Linked DNA regions of Mus musculus: region 2 is linked to region 1. A link is a loop called in an ENCODE intact Hi-C map of the cell type or tissue named here. Cell type or tissue: left cerebral cortex. All regions are shown on one strand.

The links. Hi-C counts contacts between places; a loop is a spot of excess contacts. Peaks named below come from ENCODE experiments on the same cell type or tissue, not always from the same donor. Only the 100,000 strongest peaks of a DNase experiment are listed, where the experiment ranks them.
Region 2: a loop joins it to region 1, with 6 times the contacts of the local background. A loop is called at or near these places in 2 of 42 quality-filtered maps.

Annotation. Positions count from the first base shown.
Region 1 is chr14:29,861,878-29,869,877 of GRCm38, reverse strand. No RefSeq gene overlaps it. Among named protein-coding and RNA genes, the nearest start is that of Gm35281, 69 kb to the right of the region's middle. In left cerebral cortex, no CTCF peak of the experiment used is centred here; DNase peaks (open chromatin) are centred at 2,814, 3,211, 6,385 and 6,601; H3K27ac peaks cover 5,640 bases.
Region 2 is chr14:29,764,673-29,772,672 of GRCm38, reverse strand. No RefSeq gene overlaps it. Among named protein-coding and RNA genes, the nearest start is that of Gm35281, 28 kb to the left of the region's middle. In left cerebral cortex, no CTCF peak of the experiment used is centred here; a DNase peak (open chromatin) is centred at 3,001.

The DNA.
Region 1 (8,000 bases):
TGTGTTTTGCTTTGACTCCCCCTCCCTTGTAGCTCTCTACCTATCCCGCCCCCTCAGCTTTGGGTCGCCCTAGCCTTCCTTTTCCCTCTTCTCTTGCTCCCAACATCTCCACAGTCCCGTTCCGCTTTTATGTCTTACATATGTACACATCTACATAAATTTAAATCTAAAATCTGAACGTGAAAGAAGACGTGATACTTGTCTTCCCCAGTCTGGCTAACTTTGATTAACATAATGATCTCCAGTCCCATCCATTTGCTTACGTGACTTTTTTTTTTTTTTTTTTTTTTTTATGGCTAGATAAAACTCTATTGTGTGTATATATGCCACATTTTCTTCATCATTTGGTGAATCTAAACATCAAGCCAGGTTTCATATCTTGGTTATTGAAAATAAAGCCGCAACAAACATGACTTTGAAATATCTCTGTGCTGTGCTGATTTAAATCCTTCAGGTAAACAGCCAGGACAGGTGTGTATGGATTAGGTAGCTCTATTTTTAGTTTTTTAAGGAACCCCCTTCTGATTTCCACAGTGCTTACACCAGTTCACCAGTTCACATCCCCATCAGCAATAAATTAGGCTCCCTGTCTCCCCATCCTTATCAGCATTTGCTGCTTTCTTAATGCCACCCATTAAGACTGGAAGGAGATAAAGTTTCTACTTTTGTTTTGGAGACAAGGGCTCATTATATACCGGTGGGTGGCCTAGAACTCATTATGTAGATAAGGCTGACCCTGTACTTAAAGTGATTCACCTGCCTCTGCCTCCTGAGTGCTGGGATTAAAGACATACCCTACTCTGTCCAGCCTCTGTGTTTTACTTTCCATTTCCCTGAGGCTAAGGATGTGGAACATTTCGTAAAACATCCCCTGATTTTTAATTTCTTCAAGAAATACCTACTTAATTAATGTCACTCTGTGTCTTCATGTCTTTGTGTCTCTGTGATGCTTGTCTGTCAGTCAGTCTGTCTGTCTCTTTTCTCTCTCTCAATCTTTGTGTGTTTACCAGCTTACAGGATTACGTTGCCTGCAGATCAGAATAACTTGACTTCTTCCTTTCCTATTCGCATTTCTACATCTTGTCTTATTTTTCTACCTATGATTACACGTACTTTAATGAATAAAATTGGAGAAAGTGGGTGCCCTCATCTCCTTTCTGGTTTTAGAGAGTTTTTCTCAGTTTTTCCCCTATTTGGAATACTGTTGGCTCTAACACGGCTTTCCTTGCTTGTTTTTCCTTTGTGTCATGTATCTGTTTTGACACTCAGGAAACTGGATTCTGAATGGCCAGTCCTTAACAGTCTCATATATAGACTCTGAGCCCCTTTAGGGCAGGGATCTCTTCTGCTCAATCCGAAAAACCAGCATGTGCCTAGAACTTAGTAGGTTCTCAATAGTATTTTCCAACATAATGAATGGGCGCTGTGGTGGTTCTAAGGGCATGGTTTGAATGTGCCCAGTAATCTTGGATATGTGTTTACCAGTTGTTGGCAGTATTTGGGGAGGCTTGAGGAAGTTCATTGCTGGGGGTGGCCTTTGAGAGTTTAAAGACTAAACTCTCCTTTGAAGTGAGCTCTCTGCTTTGTCCTTACAGCCTAAGATGTGAACACTCAGCTTCCTGCTCCAACTGCTAGGCCTGTTGCTTGCTGCCATGTTTCTCTGTCATGGTAGGCTCTTGTCTCTCTGAAATTGCTCGAAACAAAAACAAAACAAAACAAAACAAAACAAAACAAAGCACCTTCTTTAAGTTGCCTTGGTCATGGTGTTTTGTCCCAACAGTAGAAAAGTAATTAAGACAGATGCTGAATAAAGGACCAGACGCTAACATTTCTAAGAAGGAGTCCTTAAGTACTTGGTATAATCCCAACACTGGAGAGTGAAGGCAAGTGGATTGCTGGTTCAAGGCTATGCTGTGCTATATAGCAAGATCCTGTCTCAACAAGAAAACATCAACAAAAACTGGGAGAAGAAGATGATGAGGAAGAAGCAGGAGGAGGAAGAGGAGGGGGAGGAGGAAGAGAAGGGGAGGAGGAGGAAGAAGAAGAGGAGGGAGAGGAGGGGAGGAGGAGGAGAAAGAAAGAACATCTGGGAGGGGGTTGTGGAGGAAGCACTCTCCACTAAAACAAATTCACGTGGTGTTCATTTAAGGCAGACTAAGGCTGACTCTGCTAGCTAAAGCTCATTTCAGAAATAAATGTTGTACTTTGAGAACAATCATTTCCTGTGTTGATACAAAGTGAAGGACTTTGCAACTCGAGCCGCTTTTACCCAGATGGGAAATGTCCAGATACTCCTTATTGTAAGTAGCTTGACAGGAGTCAGGAGGAGACGAAGCCTTAGGCCAAGAGTTTGGGTCAGGCACCCTTGGCTGACTGATCTCAGGCACGCTGCCTAAGTGCAGAGTTCTTTCATCTATATAGTGGCTATATAGTGGGAGTGACAGCAGTGGCCTCATGGGGCTGTCTGGAGGACTGTGAGATGCTGCTGCTGCTGCTGGTGCACAGCGCCGGCCCTAACCATCACTGTTCCTTACACCTCTCCTGTTTTCCATTCCTCCTTCTTGTTACCTAACCTGGCTGTGAGCTGTTTCTCCTACTTGTATCCATGCTTGATCTCTAGGGAGCAAGTTGATGTCTGTTCGTCGTTCACTGTGGCCATGATATTTTCCATAGCCTTTGAAGGCTTTCAGCGGAAGCACATCAAGATGCTGGCTCCCAGAGTTTTCAAAAGAGCTCATCGCTTACAATTTTGGTCATTTAATTAGCAATCATCCTCCTTCTACACCCACTCTCACCCAAAGTTGGATGCCACCATCGTTCCAAGTCCTCAGCAATAGATTGCTCAGTGTTCCTTGTTCTTGTTAGTGTGCAAGCCTACTTTGATTTTTTTTTCCCCTCCTCAGAGATTTTACTGGGTGAGAAATTGACATTGAAGATGGTTTCCTAAACACTTGGCCTCCAAGGTGACTGCTTCTAAAAAGCCATTAGCGATGTGGAGAAGTCAAGCAGACCTTGCCCTTCTGGAGAGGCCCCAGCCCCCCCAAGTCCATCCCCTGGCTCCTCTGTGATAGCTCAAGGTCAAGTTCATCTATGGCGGTGGTGGAGATTTGCTCATTTTGTACATTATTTATGTAATGTGCTGGTTGTGAGGGAGTGTGGATGTAGATGATTCACAGGCAGAAGGAAACAGATTGCAGGAGCCCAGTTCTTTTCCCTTGGGTGTCCCTGGGTGTCCCCTCCACCCCCAGATCTCCTTGCCCTCCCTGCATGCTCTGCTCTCTCATGGCTACTGGGCTGATCATAGACCTGGTCTCTCCAGGCAGCTCATGTACTGGTCCTGTCAGGTGCACTGGCCTACTAGGGGGCCACAGAACTGAAGCTGATTCTAGAACCACACCTACCTCTTTAGGTGTGATGCTCATTCTGAAAAGCCCAAACCATAGAGTAACATAAGGAATTCTAAAAAAGTTAGCATGACTACTTCAGTGCTTATTTTTTTAAATATCAAGATTTTTTTTTAAATCTCATTTTTTTCCCCCTGTTGCCAAACCCCACTTTTCTGGGACATGCCTGGTTCCTGTGCTTAGTCTGCTGTTTATTGAGTACCCCATGACAAAAAAAAAAATGCTTCTTATATTTTTTTTTTTTGTGGTAAAACTACAAAGGGACTTCTTCATGACATATTAAAAGTTTTGTTTTAACTGTAGGACATACCTTCTTGTGACATTTCTATTCCCTGATGTGGCCAGAAGAGCCCAGACCGAGCAGGAAGGCAGGCCTGGTCAGTGTGCTGAGATGTGAGAACCCAGCTAGAGTCAATATCATGGAGTCAAACTCTAGGTCACACAGAGCAGTGTGGGGTTGTTCAGCCAGACAGCTCTGCTCTTTCAGATTGAGATCTCTTGCATTTCTTGGGGGTGGGCATAGGGGATGCTTGGAGTCTAGCCCGACTATCTCCCCATTGCAAGCAGGCTATTCAGGCCATGCTCATGCAAGACAGAACTGAGGGTAAGCATAGACTCCATCACATACCCATTGCTCACAACGCATTTGCTTGTACCCCATTGGCTAAAACAGATCACATAGGCATTTGCATTGGAGTAGATGGACTTAAAATGTGGCAGAAGAGCTTGAAATCAGGGAGAGGTGAGGAATTTGGGTCAGTTTTGTACTTTACTACTATCAGGTGTAAACTTGGGAAAGTTAACTTATCTTTATGAACCTCAATGTCCCATTCTCATGAAGTAGGACTCATGGTTTTTAACGGTTCAAGAATGTGTGTGAGTCAGGCGAGTGAGTTGGTCTAAATGGGTGTGACTCTGGCTATTTAAGGTCATACATGAGTTATGAGGCTGGCATTACTCTTGTTTCCAGGCTAAGGAGGGCAAATATATACCCTGTTAGCTATTTCCTTATTAACCGACTAGATGCTGTATAAGATAGGGCTCTCCATGGAAACAGAACCAACAGGATGTGTATTTATATAGAAATGTATTAGTTTTGCAATGCTGGGATAGAACCTAGCTAAGCTGTGCCCATGGTTAGGCAAGTGCTATAACTACTGAGTTACACCCCCAAGTCCCTAGCCACTTATCCCCAACCTCCTAGACCCCAGTTCTCCAGCCCCACAGCCCCACCTCCACCCCAACTTTTCTTCTGAGAAATGTGAAGACCAGACTGTAAAGTTAAGCTTGACACATTCAGTTCTGTATTAGTATTTCTAAGCACAGGCTGGTCTTGAGCTGTGGATCTTCTGGTCTCAGCCTCCTCAGGACTGGGGATACGGGTGTGTGTCACTCTAGCTAAGAGCTTTCCTTAAGAATTGTTCTATGGAATTCTGGAGATGTGTGCTAAGTCTAAATTCTGTACAGTGGGTTAAGACAAACACCAGGAAGAATTACACTTCAGGTTCAAAGACAGTGTGTAAAAGCATTTGCTTTCAGTCAGGGGAGGCCAATCTTGGTCCAGTTAAGGCCTACTTCTGCTTGGATGAGACACCCATGCTATGGAGGATACTTTTCTTTACTCAGAGTCCACCCATCTAAGTGTTTATCTTGGAGGCTAAGGGCATACTTCATGTTTAGTATACACAAGGCTCTATCTAGGTTCTCCCTTGCCACCACCATGTTAGTCTCATTCCAAAAACAGCCTTCTAGATATAGCAATGTTTTCTCAAATACCTGGGGCTGTGGCCTAAACAAATTACCACATAAATATGACATGAGGCTGGAAATGTGGCTCAGTGGTAGAGCACTTGCCTAAAACAGAAGAGCTCTACAAAATGCCACAAAACAGTGACTAGATAAATGAGTGAATGAATGAATGAATAGCTAGGTCCGATGGTGTAGGCTTGCAATCCCAGCTACTTAGGAGACCAAGGCAGGTGAATCATTCAGGGCCAGCCTGAACTACAGAGTGAGTTTAAGGCTAGCCTAGGAAACTTAACTTAAAAATAAGAAGTTTAAGAATGAAAAAGGGCTGGAGATATAGCTGAGTGGTAGAATGTTTGCCTAGTGCGCACCTGGGCTGTAGGTTCAATCTATAGTATGAAAGGAAGGAAGGAAGGAAGGAAGGAAGGGAGGGAGGGAGGGAGGGAGGGAGGGAGGGAGGGAGGGAGGGAAGGGAGGAAGGGAGGGAGGGAGGGAGGGAAGGGAGGGAAGAAGGGAGGGAGGGAAGAAGGAAGGGAGGGAGGGAGGGAGAGATAGAGGAAGGAAAGATGGCTTTAGTGCTGTGGACTCAGGCTTACATCTGATCATTAATTCAACAAATATATATATTGAGCACCTGTGGTGTAGCTGGCACAAGCTTACTGACTGGAGTCAGCCTAGTGCTTGCATTCCAAGCACCACAGTCTAGTAAGAGGGAACTGAGCAGTCACGACAGAAAAGTTTGCAAAATGGGCTGCTCTCTGTGAGGTGGAGGCTGAAGCCAGCTTTCTTGTGTACATTGTTTTCTTTAATCTAATAGGTAAGCAATTGTTGCCAAAACTCCTTCCCTGAAGGGATATAAACAAATTGTCTTTTCCTTATAACGTTCCAAGACACCAAAGGAAGATCCCAGCAAAATTCAGCCTGGGCAGCCAGTGAGTTTCTTTGTCACTCATGTGGCCTCTCACAGATGGGCAAGCACAGGAGCAGGAAGGCTTTACTGTGCCTCTAAACTGCTCAAAGTGGGTTTCAGATGAAACCGTGCTAATGCACGCACAGGGAAGAGCACTCCTAGAAGCAAGGATGTAGACATACTCAGGGCAGGTCTCTTTGCAGAAAGGATGACGAAGTGGACTTGCTCAAATGGACTCAACTCCTCCCTCTCTTGACGTTCACAGGACCTCATTCATTTACCCCTTCTGACGACGCTGCTTAGAGACATGTTCCCAAGATGGACTTTCAGACACTAGGAGAATGGTGAGAGCCTGCTTTCCACATCTCCTAGGCTCAGAAAGTGGCAAAGCAAGCCATCCTCTCTAAGGCAAGTGACCTGCTAGGGGCCTTCTCTCCTTAGCAGCTGGCCCTGGGCTGCATAGAGTTGTACAGGCAGTGGCCATTGGCCTGGCATTCACAAGCAGAGAAACATGGCTCGAAGCAGGGATGAAGGACCTGTGGGGGCAGAGAAGGTGGGGGGATGCTTATGTAAGTGGTCTTTAGACAGATGGAAAGCTCATTTTAATTGCATAAAAGGCAGTCTTCCTTGAGTGGAGATGTAGGTCCTTTGCAGACCTGTGCTGTATACATCTTCCTGCCTCTGTGGTTATAAATGACTTGTTATTTCCATGATAATTGGACACCTGTGTGTTGAGTTCTGTCTAGGCCACTGGATTCTCAGCAGTCTCCTGACTTGGGACAAGTGTACCCTGGACCTAATGATGTCATCTGAGGACTTGTCATCTAAGTGATAGCTGAAAGAGTGGCTTTGAGCAGTGAAAGGTTAAGCTTTCGAAGCGGAACACTGGGAGAAGAGAACAGGGCAAGCATCAAGCAGGCCCGCTCTGTTGATGGGGCCGATCCCTAAAGGTTTCTGTGCTGGAAGTGTGAAACCTCTTGTGTGCAACCCGGGACTATGTAGAAGGGTCGCATCTTTAAGAGGTAGAGCCCACTAGAAGGTGACTAGGCCCTGGGGCATCTTCTTATTTTATTTTTTATTACAAATGAATTTTTCCATAGAATATATTCTGACTGTTTTATTCCTTCAACTCCTTCCAGACCCCCATCTTCCTCTCACCCAAATCCACACCCTTTCTTTCTCTCTCTCATTAGAAAACAAACAGCCATTATAAACAAACACACAAATATCAGACTAGGACAAAATAAACAGGAAAAGAGCGAAAGAAAAAGCATAAGAATCATATACAGACCCAAAGACACGCACATTCACACACGCAGAAAACCCATAAAAATAAAATCAGAAACCATAATATATAAGGTAAGTACAGAAAGATGCCCAGACCAAGCATTTTGAGACACAGAAACCTCTAAGAATACCACTGACTTCCTTTTGGGTTGACCATTGTCTGCTGGTCATAAGGCCTGACCTTAAAATGTGGTTTGAATACCCAGTGAGACTCTTGGAAGGAACCTAATTTTTCCTTTATGATAAGTTATCAGCTGGAGACAGCTTCTAGGTTAGGGGCGGGGCTTCTGCCTATGACCCCTCTCAGCACTGGGACCCAGCTGGCTTAGATCTGTGCCTCATTTGTCTGATGTCTTCTGTCTTCCATTTGCTTCTCTTCCACAGAGTTCCCTGAGTCTGAGGAAAAGGAGTTGATGGACATATCTCATTTATGACTGAGCATTCCAAGGTCTCTCTCTCTCTCTCTCTCTCTCTCTCTCTCTCTCTCTCTCTCTCTGCACACTGTCTAGTTGGGAATCTCTGCATTTGTTCCCATCTACTGCAGGAGGAAGCATCTTTATAATAGCTGCGCAAAACAGTGATTTATGAGTATAGCAGAATGTCATAAGGGATTATGTTATTTTTATGTTCCTTTAGCACAGTAGTTCTCAAAC
Region 2 (8,000 bases), 97 kb after region 1:
TAATAAGAGCAATAGGCCACCCATATTAATGAGAGTGGAGATAGAGGTCAAATCCCCAGTGTGCAGGTAAAGGAGCCATGTACAGGATTAGCTCTTAGGCTCACAGGCTTTTACCCAGAGCAACCCTGACCTGCTCCCGTGTCGTTTTTCCTGGGGAGAAGGACACTTGGACACTCAGCCTTCTTGAAAGATGACATGTCTCCCTAGAATAGGCTCATATGTGCCGCAGAGCCCTTCTACTGCAGTGCTTAGCCGTGCAACTCTCTCGGGCTGCTGAAGCAAACTCACTCTATCCCGTGCAATGAGACTAGCCTCGTGGGGTGCAAGAGCTGAATGGCCAGCGACCTATTGCTTAAGCATAGATATATCAGGGGAAGCACCATGTTCTAGAGCTGCAAGTGCCTGGGCAATAACCACCTTGTCTCTCCTAGTTTGGGCCTTAAGCTTACAGACCAACCAGAGAAGCAACACTAATCCACAGCAAAGTGTATCTCCAAATAATCCCACCCATATCCATTCTTTAAAGAAGGAAAATGCTGAGGAGATCCAATTGGGTAATCCTTTGGTCAGGGACAGGTCCAAGCGCATGGAGTTGACCTGAATGATGGCAAGTCTCAATTCCCGAAGTGTGTTCAAATTCAGCCATCCAATTCTGTAACATATACTGAGAAAGACTTTTTGACAAATTAGCTGCCCTAGTAAATTTCTCATACTGAATGGAAGTAACGCATAATGAGAGGTCCCCCAAGCTCCCGACAAACCCTAAGCCAGTCTTGTAAACCTTTGTTCTTTCTTGGGGCTATGGCCGCTCGGCACTCCTGTGTGGCTTGCTCATAAATGAGCTGTTCTACCAGAGGTGCGGCTTGCTCTGAATCTCCAAAAATACGCTCTGCTGCCTTTGTCATTCTGGCCACAAAATCTGAGAATGACTCCTGAGGTCTCTGGACGATCTTTGTTAGTTGTCCAGTGGCTTCACCTGCTCGGGAGAGTGCCTTCCAGGCCCTAATAGCCTTTTCATCTGATTCAGAACTACTAAGAACTGGCTCCTTGAGCTCATCTAGTGATGAGTATAGGCTCCTTCTCCTAGAAACCTCCGCTGATTGATCTTTTTTCTTTTCTTTTTCCTTCTCCTTCCTTCTAATCTCTCCCCAGGTATTCTTACCTGACCTAAACTTTTCCTCAGGTTCAAGACCCGTGGAAAGGCCTGTATACTTATTTTGTGAACCATATTTCCTCTTTGCTCCTACTCTCTCTCCCCGCTTTACTTCTGATAGATTGCCCTGAATTTCATCCAGAATTTTCAGCCCTGCCTTAACCGCTTGATAACATGTGAAAAGGAACAAAAAGGCTCCTAACACTAGAAAAAGTTCAAGGCCAAACATACCTTGTAAAGCTATTTCCCACTTTACTTCTGATAGACTGTCTTGAATTTCATTAGAAAGTTCAAGGCCAGACTTACCTTGTAAAGCTATTTCCCACTTTACTTCTGATAGACTGTCTTGAATTTCATTAGAAAGTTCAAGGCCAGATGTACCTTGCAAAGCTATACTTACGGGTACCCTGTTCCCCAGCTGAAGAGTTCTGAATTCACGCAGTTGAATCCTTCTCAACAGTCTGTTTTGCGGGAACACTTCATTACCACCGTTCCCCAGCTGAAGAGTTCTGAATCCACGCAGTTGAATCCTTCTCAACAGTCTGTTTTACGGGAACACTTCATTACCATGACCCGCAGTTCTGGTTCCGGAATGAGGGATCTTCCTTGCGCCGGTGTGATGGTAGTTTCCGTCCGGGTTTTCTCGTCCCAGGTCTTCTCGTCCCGGGTCTCAGCACCAACTCTTACACGCGTTCACGAGACCGGCCAGGAAAGACGCAGCAAACCAGAATCTTCTGCGGCAAAAGCTTTATTGCTTACATCTTTAGGAGCAAGAGAGCAAGAGAGCAAGAGTGCAAGAGAGAGAAGCAAGAGCCAGAGCAAGAGAAAGAACAAGAACAAGAAAGCAAGAGAAGAGAGAGAAAAAGAATGGCAAAACCCCGTCCCTTTTAAGGAGAATTATCCTCCGCCTAGGACGTATTACTCCCTGATTGGCTGCAGCCCATCGGCCCAGTTGTCATCACGAGAAAGGCAGAACACATGGCGGGAAAACTGCCCCTGCACGTGTGCAGATTATGTTTACCACTTAGAACACAGGATGTCAGCGCCATCTTGCAACAGCGAATGTGAGGGCGGCTCCCCACATTGAGAAGCAGGAAGGATGGAAAGAAAATTATTTTAATAATATTTTCATCTTCCTCATAGGCATCCTTTGGGTGTGCCTCAACTGCAAGGCAATGGTTCCATGTCTGCATCAAAAGTGGAGGTGATAGAAATGATTATTGTGGGAGGTTCTAGAAAGGTCATGTTTTGAAAGGTCTACCAGAGGTATGGATTTGCCTGCCTCTGGCCTTTTGGGGTGGTCACCTCAAGGTCATGGTGTGAGTTGCTTTGATACTGGACTCCATGGCAATCCTTGAATACAGTTAGTTTATTCAGTTGCTATTGAGTTGCCAACATATAGAGGAACATGGAACTGTCAGTCAAGACAGTCTAAAATCCCTGAACACACAGGCCTGTGTCCTACTGGGGCTGAAGATGATGTCATCCACATAATACAAATGACTCATTCATAGCATTTGTGACCTCAAGAGCAACTGTATGAAGTGGGCAGAGCAATAGAAGTAAATGATGTTAAAGAGAGAAAACTAAGGAAGCCCAGAGAGGTTAGTGACTTGCCCAAGGCCACAGAGTTAGCACAGGAACCAGGGGGGAGTTTATGAGCTCCAATTCTTCATCCACTGCTCATTTTAATAAGTTCCTCCTGTGGGAAAAAAAATGAAGGATTCATTAAGCTACCAAGCTTTCAGAGTGGGGCACTGTGCCTACATTTAGGGGCATTCAATTTGAGTGTGTATTTATAGAGGCGTTAGGCTCCTGCCGTTGTGCTTGGTCCTGGAATAGAAAATAGACTCAGTGCCTGGGAGAACGCCATGGAGGAGAAAGACATTAGTCAGATATTCCATGAATATTACAGTCAGTGAAAACTTACACATTTGCCCATATGTCACACATCCCGAACAAAGAGACCTTAGAGTTTTAATCTAAGCTTGAATATGTTTTCATTCATTGTATGTTGAATACCTGGATGCTAAGCAGAATGATAGTTTCATACTGTGGGTTTTTCTTTTTTTCTAGAAAGGTAACATAGCCCTTCTGCCATAGAGTCTGTTTCTGTATGTTATGAACAACAGAGTAGCAGCCTATGGAAACATTGGGTTGGCATGAATCTGTCTCTTATTTAAGGTACCTATATTTTTAGTGCTCAGAGATGAATACGTAATTCTATAGGGAATGAGTGTACGTTTGCATTGAGACCAACTATACCTGTGTTTTAGATGGATGAACTCGAAACCACATCAGACCTGTTGAATGTATAGCTAGGCATCTCCCTTCCCCTCTTCCTCTCCCTTTCCCCCTCCCCCTCCCTCCCCCCCCCCCTGTGTCCATGATGTGTTGCATGGGTATTTGTGTGTTGCAGGAACAGAAGATAACACCACATGCCTTCCACATTATATTTTTAAACAAGGTCACTCAACTGAACATGGAGCTCTCTGGCTAGGCTGATTGGCCAGCTAGTCCCAGGGATCCTCCTACGTCTGTCTCCCCAGCCCTAGGATTCCAGCCACATCCCACTGTGCCTGGCTTTTTAAGTGGGTGCTGGGGATTGAAACTCTGGTCCTCTCATGCTTGCATGGTAGGTGCTTTACCAACTGAGCCACCTACCCAGCCTGTAACTTTTTTGTTTTGTTTTGTTTTGGTTTGGTTTTGGTTTTTGAGACAGGGTTTCTCTGTGTAGCCCTGGCTGTCCTGGAACTCACTCTGTAGACCAGGCTGGCTTCAAAATCAGAAATCCGCCTGCCTCTGCCTCCCAAGTGCTGGGATTAAAGGTGTGCTCCACCACTGCCCAGCCAGCCTGTAATTTACAGGCTTCCATTTGTGGCCTCAGTTCCTATCGAAGTTTAGGGACAGCCTTGCTCAACACTATCTACTTAAAACCCATTCCTCAGCAAAATCTAGTAGGTCTATTAGGGTGCTGGTGTGGGAGAATTCAACCCTAAAGATTAATTCAACATTGCCTGCCAACTCCTGGACCCATTGCCATGGTGCCCAATTGCCTAGCTGCTGTCTGGATGAACATATATATGCTACTTCAGAGCTGCTGCATAGGCCCCTGAAGTTACAATATGAATGGGCCCATGTGTTGGGGTTGGTCTCGTGCTACTATGTATTCAGATGCTAAATACTGGGCCCCAAGATCCAGTTGCCTGCCCCCCATGAGAAGATCCTCATGTACACCAAGTAGTTACTTGATGTGTAACCTTGTTATGCACCGTGCTATGTAAGCTCACTCCCCAAGTTAACTAGTCACTAAAAAGCCTAGGATTGAGGTGGATGGGGTTTTAGTTACTTGGCTAGGGGTCACGGTAAAGAGGGAGAAGAAGAAAGGAGACCAAGAAAGCCGCCATGAGAGGAGACGGACCATGAGCACATGGCTAGAAGAAACAGCCAGTAACAAGGGCCTTATAACTGGGATGTAAGTTAGAATAGTTCAAAATCTGCCCAATCTAGGCTCAGAACTTATAATAAAATAGCTAGATTGTGTGTTTTTTATATGGTCTAGTTAGGGTATATAATTCCTTCTACATCCCTGGGAGCCATGCTTGGCCAGGCATCCGTTTATTGGTTAGTGTATTAAATACTGCTGTGTACTGAGTTAAGCCACCCTTCAAATGAAAAGGAAAGACATTTTACATTTCAGAGTGCTGGGAGTCAGGAAGTCAGGACCAGTTTAACTGGACTCTTTGCTTTGGAGTCCAAGGCTACAGTCATCTTAGGGCTGGACTGGAAAGCACCGATTACCATGTACATCAAATACATGTAATAATGAGAACGGTGAAGCTTCCAGTGGGATGTTGGCCTGGGCCTTAGTCCTTCACGGGCTATTGGCTAGAGAACACCGCTAGCTCTTTACTATGTAGGCCTTCTGATAGGGCAGCTAGAAATGTGGCACCCGGCTTAATAAGAACAGGTGAGAGACAGCAGAGGAGCAGGCCCTGGCTGGCCTTTTGTAGGTTAGTTTCTGGAGACACACCTCTTCACTTTCACATTTAGTGCCTTAGAGGCAATTCACTAGGTCCAGGCCACATTCAGGGGAGAGGACTTCACTGTACTATGAACACGGTGAGGTAGGGACCACTTCGTTCCAACCAGTTAGCCCACTTGCTCACTTGTCACTCATTCACTCCCGGCAATGAGATGTAGTAGGGAAAGAATGAGTGGTTGTGCATCCTTGATACAGGTTCAACAATGTTAAGAACCTTGCAGCATCACCCCATTCCAGCAGCAAAGCCTTCCCTGGGGGAGGTCCAGAGACTTGGGAAAGCCTTCCATGGATGTAAGGGTGAGTGTTGCCAGAATGTGCAAAAAATGGTCGCTCGGCCTAGGTGTTTTGGTCTGAAGACTGCTCCTACCAAGATGAGCTAAACCTGTCTCCTTTTCAGCTGTATCTAATAGCCCTCTCTCCCTGTTTATCAGTATTCAATAAACCTGCCTCCTTGTTCAGCTATATGCAATAACCCCACCTTCCTGTTTGTATATAACAAATACTCTGCAGGTGTTGTAGCCTCTCTATCAGAGGCCACCCCACCTGGTCCTAGTTTTTCTGACTCTCTGTGTTTACATTTTTCTTCTTTCCCTCTCTACCTTGGTCAAACCAGTCCCTGGTGTCGTGATGGATTAACTTTTAAAAACCTACAACGCTGGTTTATCTCAGAAATTCAGAACAGAATTCCACGTTACTTAGGGGAACGGGGGAAGATTAGAAATTCAAATGAGCACTTATGATGGTTAATCTTCATTTTCAACCTGACTGGGTTTAGAGCCACGTAGGTTTGGGTATGATTGTGGGGGCTTTCCTGAGAGGGTTGACTGGGGATGGGAGACAGACCCAGAGTATGGGCACGTGCCCTCCAAGGACTCGGGAACTGAATGGATTGAAGGAAAGGAGCACGGCCATATCCATCCTGATTCTTGTTCTTCATGAAGATGCTCCTCTATTCAGCCATGTTTGGACCCAGCAATATGGATGCAAGTGACCTGAATCCTATGGAACCTCCTTTGGTGGTTTCTGTCATGTAACTTGGTCACAGCAACATATAACCAAGTAACACAGTCATTGCTACTTTTGTGACATTCCACTCTTTTGAGGGAAATTATCTTACTCGCGTTCTCACGACCGGCCAGGAAAGAACACAACAAACCAGAATCTTCTGCGGCAAAACTTTATTGCTTACATCTTCGGGAGTCAGGAGCGCAAAACCCCCAGCCCCAAAAGCGAAAGCCCCCTTCTAAACATCTTTAGGAGCCAGAGCGCCAGCGCGCAGAGCGCAAAAGCGCAAGCAAGAGCTCTATTGTTTACATCTTTAGGAGCAAGCAAGCAGGCGCCAGAGCCAGAGAGAGAATGGCGGAAACCCCGTCCCCTTTAAGGAGGAGTTATCCTTCGCTTAGGACGCATCACTCCCTGATTGGCTGCAGCCCATGGCCGAGCTGACGTCACGGGAAAGGCAGAGTACAAGTAGTGGTAAAATACCCTTGGCACATGCGCAGATTATTTGTTTACCACTTAGAACACAGGATGTCAGCGCCATCTTGTGACGGCGAATGTGGGGGCGGCTCCCAACATCTCCCCCTTTTCTTTTAATAAGAGCAATAGGCCACCCATATTAATGAGAGTGGAGATAGAGGTCAAATCCCCAGTGTGTAGGTAAAGGAGCCGTACACATAACCTCCTCCCAGGCTCATCACCCAGAGGGGTCCTGGTCTGGTCCCGTGTTGTTTTTCCTGGGGGAAGGACACTTGAACACTCAACCTTCTTGAAAGATGACATGTCTCCCTAGAATAGGCTCATTTTATGCCGCAGAGCCCTTCTATTGCAGTGCTTAGCCGTGCAACTCTCTCGGGCTGCTGAAGCACACTCACTCTATCCCGTGCAATGAGACTAGCCTCATGGGATATAAGAGCTGAGTGGCCAGCGACCTATTGCCTAAGCATAGATATATCAGGGGAAGCTCCATGTTCTAGTCCTGCAAGCGCCTGGGCAATAACCACCTTGTCTCTCCTAGTTTGGGCCTTAAGCTTACAGACCAATCAAAGAAGCAACACTAATCCACAGCAAAGTGTATCTCCAAATAATATCAATCCCACCCATTCTTTAAAGAAGGGAAATGCTGAGGAGATCCAATTGGGTAATCCTTTGGTCAGGGACAGGTCCAAGCGCGTGGAGTTGACCTGAAGTCTCAATTCCCGAAGGATCTGTTCAAATTCAGCCGTCCGATTCTGTAACATATACTGAAAAAGACTTTTTGACAAATTAGCTGCCCTAGTAAAATTCTCATACTGAATGGAAGTAACACACAATCCCGGAAACTTTTGTTTACACCCCAGCTGAGCTATTTGCCATAATACATCTAGTTGTTTCTGGACAAGATCTATGAGTTGATTAACCAGCATGAGACCACCCTGTATCATGACATTAGCTGAGGCCTGTTTATCTATGACTGTAGTCACTGAGGCTGACAAAGTGTTAATGGTGTCAGTCGTCTGGACCTGTCCAGACAGAGCCAAGGCTGTCTGAATCAAGGCTAAACCCAGTTCCTAGTTAGTGGTAAAAAAGCAGAATACTTGAGCATTATACATCACCGTCATTGGGAGTGGAAATGTCGACATTATCCCCCAACGCTGCTCTCTCTTTATTATTGACGCCCTGGACATCACCAAGACGAGGGACATCAGTATTCCCTTGGTCAGTCTGGATTTTTCGGGTGAGTCTTTCTGGTATCCAAAATGGGTTGTCTTCATTCTGTGGGAAAACACAGATAGCTCCCCTGGATCTTATCAAAATAGGATC